Regions from separate parts of the Homo sapiens genome. Here region 2 is linked to region 1. Evidence: chromatin contacts called from ENCODE Hi-C or POLR2A ChIA-PET data. All regions are on one chromosome and are shown on one strand. Each heading gives the region's core, a stretch centred on a gene start or an enhancer-like site at or near the end of the contact. The rest is flanking DNA. Distances are from core to core; before and after follow the strand shown.

Region 1 (2,700 bases), core at 15-2,514:
ATTGTGTCTATCCAGGAGTTCCTGCACTTTTTCCTGAAGGAAACAGTTTGTATGTTAAGTATACCTCTAAACCTTATTCATTTGAAGTAATAGTCTTAGAACATATACACATGCCATTTTCCTCTTTTCCTCTCTACACCGTGGATTTGGAAATTATGGAAGCTTTTTACAAAAAGACCTAATGGGATTTATGTGTTATTTTCTTTGTGACCATTGTGTGAAAACAGTTTTCAAAGTTAAGTTACTGTTCTCCTGTGTAACATTGTGAATACAAAATACTACAAACCTTTTTGGTTAAATGATGGAGGAGAATCAATTTGTTCTTTAGGACAAATTTCTTAATTTTAGTTTCTTAGAATCCCTATGTAATGGGCATATTACCGACTGCTCTTGCAGAATCAAATGTAACTCCTTTTCCTATTATAAACTATATTGTATAACATAACAGCTTTTGAATAATTATCATGTGATGTACTTTCACCATCAGTTGACCTTATGCTGTTTAGGAGACACCAGGGAGTCCTGGGAATTAGGAAACAAAACAGAGAAGGGAAGAAAAAAAAGCAGGAACTGAATTTCCTTCATTCATTCATTTATTTTTGAGAAGGGTGGAGAAGCCCACAGATTTATATCTCGGTTGGGTGAAATTGTGTTACTGTTTATCTGTACCTTTTTCCCCCTGTGGCAAGAGACGTGGAGAATAGACACTCACTCCCAAAGATACCAAGTTCCAAAGCACTGAGTCATGAGTCCACAATGAAATACTAGGATGCAGCCATTTCCTACCTTTGTTTGGAAATGAACTGATTGGACCAGGCGGATGTAAGCCCTCAGCTGCAGGGCTTTACAGAAGGAAATGCTTTTGGTCTCTCTTAGGTACTCGATGCTGTTCTGTAACTTCTTTGTATTTGACTGAAACAACCAATGTGAAAATGTTTCCTAGACTATATAAAATTCAGCGCATGCACCCTTCTGTCTGTTTGTGCACATATACTTTTTATGTGATGGTAGGGAAAGCATCAACTGCTTTTAATGCAGTGAATTTTTAATGTAACCTTACGTATTAAACTCTTCACAAGACTGTCTCTCTTGAGTAGTCTCATTTATATTTGTAGCCCCTACTTTTAGTGGTGACTTCCAGGTGCTGTGTGATCTGACCCTTGCCTCCCTCTCCCCAGTGAGTCACTCTGCCTGCCCTTTCAGTAGCAGCAATACTACCATCCCTCCAGTACAGCTGAGCCTCAGGCACTTTGCTCTGTCTGTCCTTTCTGCTGGGAACCGTTTTTTTCTCAGATGATCGTAGGTAGGGCTTGCTCCCTTACCTCATTCAGAGGAAGACTTAAATTACATGTGCCCCCAAAATCTCCTACCACTCCAGCTACCACTCTCTTCTTCCCAGGTCTTTTTCTCCTTACCCTGCTGTACTCTTTGCCCCATAGCTACCTCACATATTTCATATTCATTTGTTTCTTGGTTTACTGTTTCTTACCCCTCCTAGACCGTAAGCCTCATGTGGGTTAGGACTTTGATAATCTGCTGTTTTGCCCAGAACCCAGAATATGGTAGAATACACACACACACACACACACACACACACACACACACACACACACACACTGTTATACCTAGCAGGGTGAGGAGCTTACACACACACACACACACACACACACACACACACACACACACACACACACACTGTTATACCTAGCAGGGTGAGGAGCTTGGTAGATCAATAATAAATGTTTATTGAATAAGAAACAATGTAGATCGGCAAGAGATGTTGCTGACCTCTTATATTGGGCTATTTGGGAGTTATTTAACTTTTGGATGCCTCAGCTTTCCCATCTGGTATGTGGGGACGAGATTTTGCATACCTTGGAAGCATGTTGGGAAGTCTGATTAATAATGAGTAGTAATCATGAGCAGTGAAAAGATCAGACACCAGCTCTGTTTAATGAGAAGGTACATAGACATAATGAAGAGCTTTTGTGCTCAGTGGGCAATGGTATATCTTAGGTGGCCAAGCTTTTCCCTGTGTGTGCTGGCCTTCGGCACTTTTTGGGTGTTAGGGATTTTGATGATCTTCTGAAGATGGATGAGAAGAGGGCTAAGAATGGCTAAAGCTTGGAGAATAATTTGGGGAGTCACAGTAAATCAATAGGATGAGATAGATGAAAGAAATTGGCTCTAAAGAGAGCATTGGAAGTTTTAGATTGTCATATTTACCACCTTCAGTTCTCAGACCTGATAGTTTTCAGTGACGTAGCCTTTTAGGAATTTCAGAAGTGTGATTTTACCTTGAATTTATTAGGGCTAAATTCAATTGTTTATGTTTATGCAGTTCATAATTTTGCAGTTTAGTTTGTGTGGGTTAGTGGCCCTACTGTTCAACTGGATGGCAAATCTGTGCTAGGAGGATACCATATGCACAAGTATTTTCTTAAATAATGTTGGCGTTTGCCACTGGTGTTAGGGGAAGAAGAAAAAAAAATGAGAGCAATTCTGGAAGCCCTCCAGTAAGGGGTTAGGAAAGAACTTAGGGACAAATGCTCCTACTTGGAACACAACACCAAATAGTGGCTTTTTTGTGTTTTTATTTTTTTTTTTTTAAAGAGAAGCCAAAATTAAACACAGTAGAGTTTACTGTTTGCTAATCAGCATGTGTTTACTTTCTCTTCCAAAACTGAAGTTGCCAACCAA
Region 2 (2,700 bases), core at 193-2,692, 36 kb before region 1:
AGGAGGGACTTAGTTCTTACTGCCGTATTTATCTATTTTTAGTGCCATTTGAAAATTGCCACAGGAATGTAGCATCTCTTTTCTCCTGCAGACTTAGTTTTACATCAGTTTCTTAGTATGCCATATAGGATAGCATTATACTCATGTCCTTTTAGATAAGTACTCACAACTAGGAAATTAAGATGCCAAGGATATAAGCCCCTGGGTGTGATAGGGTTTTCACTTATATACACAGATATCATTCTTCAAGGATACTGCTTGTGAATGGGATGACTCAGGAGATGTTAATGAGAGTCTTCCTAGCCTGGCATGATATCCTAACCATGGCGCCGTGCACTTTTTCTTCCCTGTTTGCCTCAACTGCACTGATATCGCTTTATTCTTCTTCTTACTATGACTTTATGATTGATGGTTACGAAAATCCCAGAACTGATATGAATTCAAGTGTGTTCAACGATTAGAGTAAGAGAATGTTGGCTGATAAAGAAGAAGTTGACTTTAGTTGAACACAAAGATATTGAACTCTAAGTTACTCATTTAAATATGTGACACAGAAGTAGAATTCACAGAGGTTAACCCCTTGGAGCACTCAGAGACCATGATCCTGGCCTTGTCCACGTAAAACAACTCCCTTCAGAAGTAACAAGAGCAAGGTCCAGCCATTGCCAACTGAAGCCCGTTGAATACACTGGGACGTGGGCAAATTAAGAACTTACTGATAGTTCGCCCACTGGATTTTATCATAGATCTTATCAGCTTCATGGTCTATGACTGTTGATTTGACTTTCTCATGAAGTAAATTAACTTCAAAACAAAACCTCACTATCTCTTATCTGTTGCCTAAACAATGTTTCCAAAAATTGACCACCTTACTATACAGTTCACTTGGATTTCTTAAGAAATCAGTTAATTTAGCTAACTGGCAAACAGAACTCCACCACCTCTTCTCTGGTTCTGAAACAATGTTTCCAAACGATGGTTGTCCTTTAGCATGCTGTCAGAGCACAGTAGGCCCCAATTTTTAAAAGAGATAATTCTTTTGTCTTTAATTTTGTCAATTTTAGCCCAGTTCGACTTAGTTCTTGTGCCTCATGTTGGATAGTTGCTCTAGAGAAATGTGATCCCAGGAATGCTGGTGATTTGCTGTTTTAAAATGGTGCTGTGCTTTAGGTTTCTGTTCAAATCTAAGATTTCAGAAGAGTCAGTAACTGCAAATAATCTAAAAGGGGAAGAGTGAAGAATGCTTCTAACTTCCCTTTGAAATGAATAGCTCTGCCAGAGCAGCAGCTATTAGAAAAACAAAAACGACAAAGAAAAGCTGCTCAGCCCAGCACACAGAGGTAAATTTACTTACATCAGACTGAAAAATGAGGGCTGGGCTTTGAAAAGACATCCCTTCTGACTAGAGGAAAGCTTGTAATTTTGGCACGGCTGCCGCCCTCCTAAGCCCCTGAGAAATTCTGAAAAACATTACGGAAGACTGTTCTTAATATTAATGGATGTCTTCGTGTGTGTGTGTGTGTGTGTGTGTGTGTGTGTGTGTGTGTAGGGAGGAAGAATGCTAGAGAGAGAAAGGGGGTAGAGCATGAGAGAGAAGAAAAGATCACTTAGGAGGAAGAACTACCAGTGGAAATGTCTACTTTCTGAAAAATAATTTGCATCTGTCATTTTTCACTCTTCAGTAAAGTAGTGGTCAAGATGAGATATAGAGAAGCATTCACCATTTACACTTCAAGTTAGGCTTGCAGTATCGTGGCTCTTTTAACAAGACTTCCAAAAATACTTGTAGATAACATTGCTCACTGATGTGATCTCAAATCTATTATATGACATCAGAGGTGAAAAAAAGACTGTTTCCCTGTGGCTAATTGTGGTGAGTGTCACATTATGTTGTACTGTAGTGAACAATTTCGGGGGCACCAAAAGCCTACAGCTCTGCCTCTTGGGAGGAGACTTTTCCTTTGCAGCTCAGCTTCAGGAAACGTGAACATTTGTGTTTTCAAGACCACATACCATTGGGAAGGAAGTAGGGGTGGAGATGCGTGCTGAGATTAAGTGGGTATGAGAATCTCTGTACTGTGTATGATCTGGAAACTGCTGAATTTTATGTAGCCCTCTTTCTGGCATGCCTTTAGAATTTTAAAGTCACACTGACAATAATACTGATCCTTGCTAAGGATATTTTTCACAAAATAATTTATTTACTTTTTAGGCGAGGACAGACGGACCTCTGTGTAGCGTGCCTGACCAGCTTGTCTCTGAGCTGTGTGTCAATGTGTCTGGGGAAACAGAGACAGAAATCTGCCGGCAGGTACTCCACAGTCAGATTTATTTGGGATGTATAACTGTAACCTATCATGGTAAAGAAATTTAATATGTAATTATGGGAACTAGTTGTTAATAGACAACTTGAAAGTTATTTTGAGAAGGGAGGCATTAACTCCCCACAGCCCCGAGTCTTCCACTCCACCTCAGACACTGGCCCATGTTACCTTAAAGGATACAAGGCCTATTGTAGTTTGACATGTAGAGTTACACAGATAATACACAGAGAAGCTGAGTTTCTTTTTGGGATTGATGAGGGGGAAAGAGACGGAAAATGTACTTATTAAAAAGAGTGCCTTGATTTGCTGTGGAGTTTAAAACTGGGAACATGTTTTCCCAGACGAGCAAAAGCTTTGTAGCATTGCTGGCTCGTTA

The links. Hi-C counts contacts between places; a loop is a spot of excess contacts on that map. ChIA-PET counts read pairs that join two places held with the same protein, here RNA polymerase II (POLR2A). Pooled maps may share reads with other maps.
Region 2: a pooled map shows a loop between it and region 1 (2.7-fold over the local background). The contact joins two enhancer-like sites. A Hi-C loop is called at or near these places in 5 of 168 maps with a recorded cell type or tissue (Right ventricle myocardium inferior, aorta, chondrocyte and 2 more) and 1 of 50 pooled maps. POLR2A ChIA-PET finds 5 or more read pairs at or near these places in 5 of 52 experiments (A673, BJ, MCF 10A and 2 more).

The regions. Positions count from the first base shown.
Region 1 is chr9:14,236,760-14,239,459 of GRCh38, reverse strand. All of the region lies in intron 2 of NFIB (nuclear factor I B), which reads left to right. Among named protein-coding and RNA genes, the nearest start is that of NFIB, 76 kb to the left of the region's middle. RefSeq lists an enhancer at 535-1,296. Within about 2 kb of position 1,264, at least 6 of the 41 ENCODE cell types and tissues checked have a DNase peak (open chromatin) inside an H3K27ac peak, as active enhancers do; they include endothelial cell of umbilical vein, where a contact is called at or near this core.
Region 2 is chr9:14,273,099-14,275,798 of GRCh38, reverse strand. All of the region lies in intron 2 of NFIB (nuclear factor I B), which reads left to right. Among named protein-coding and RNA genes, the nearest start is that of NFIB, 40 kb to the left of the region's middle. RefSeq lists enhancers at 781-1,380, 1,381-1,981. Within about 2 kb of position 1,442, at least 8 of the 41 ENCODE cell types and tissues checked have a DNase peak (open chromatin) inside an H3K27ac peak, as active enhancers do; they include endothelial cell of umbilical vein, where a contact is called at or near this core.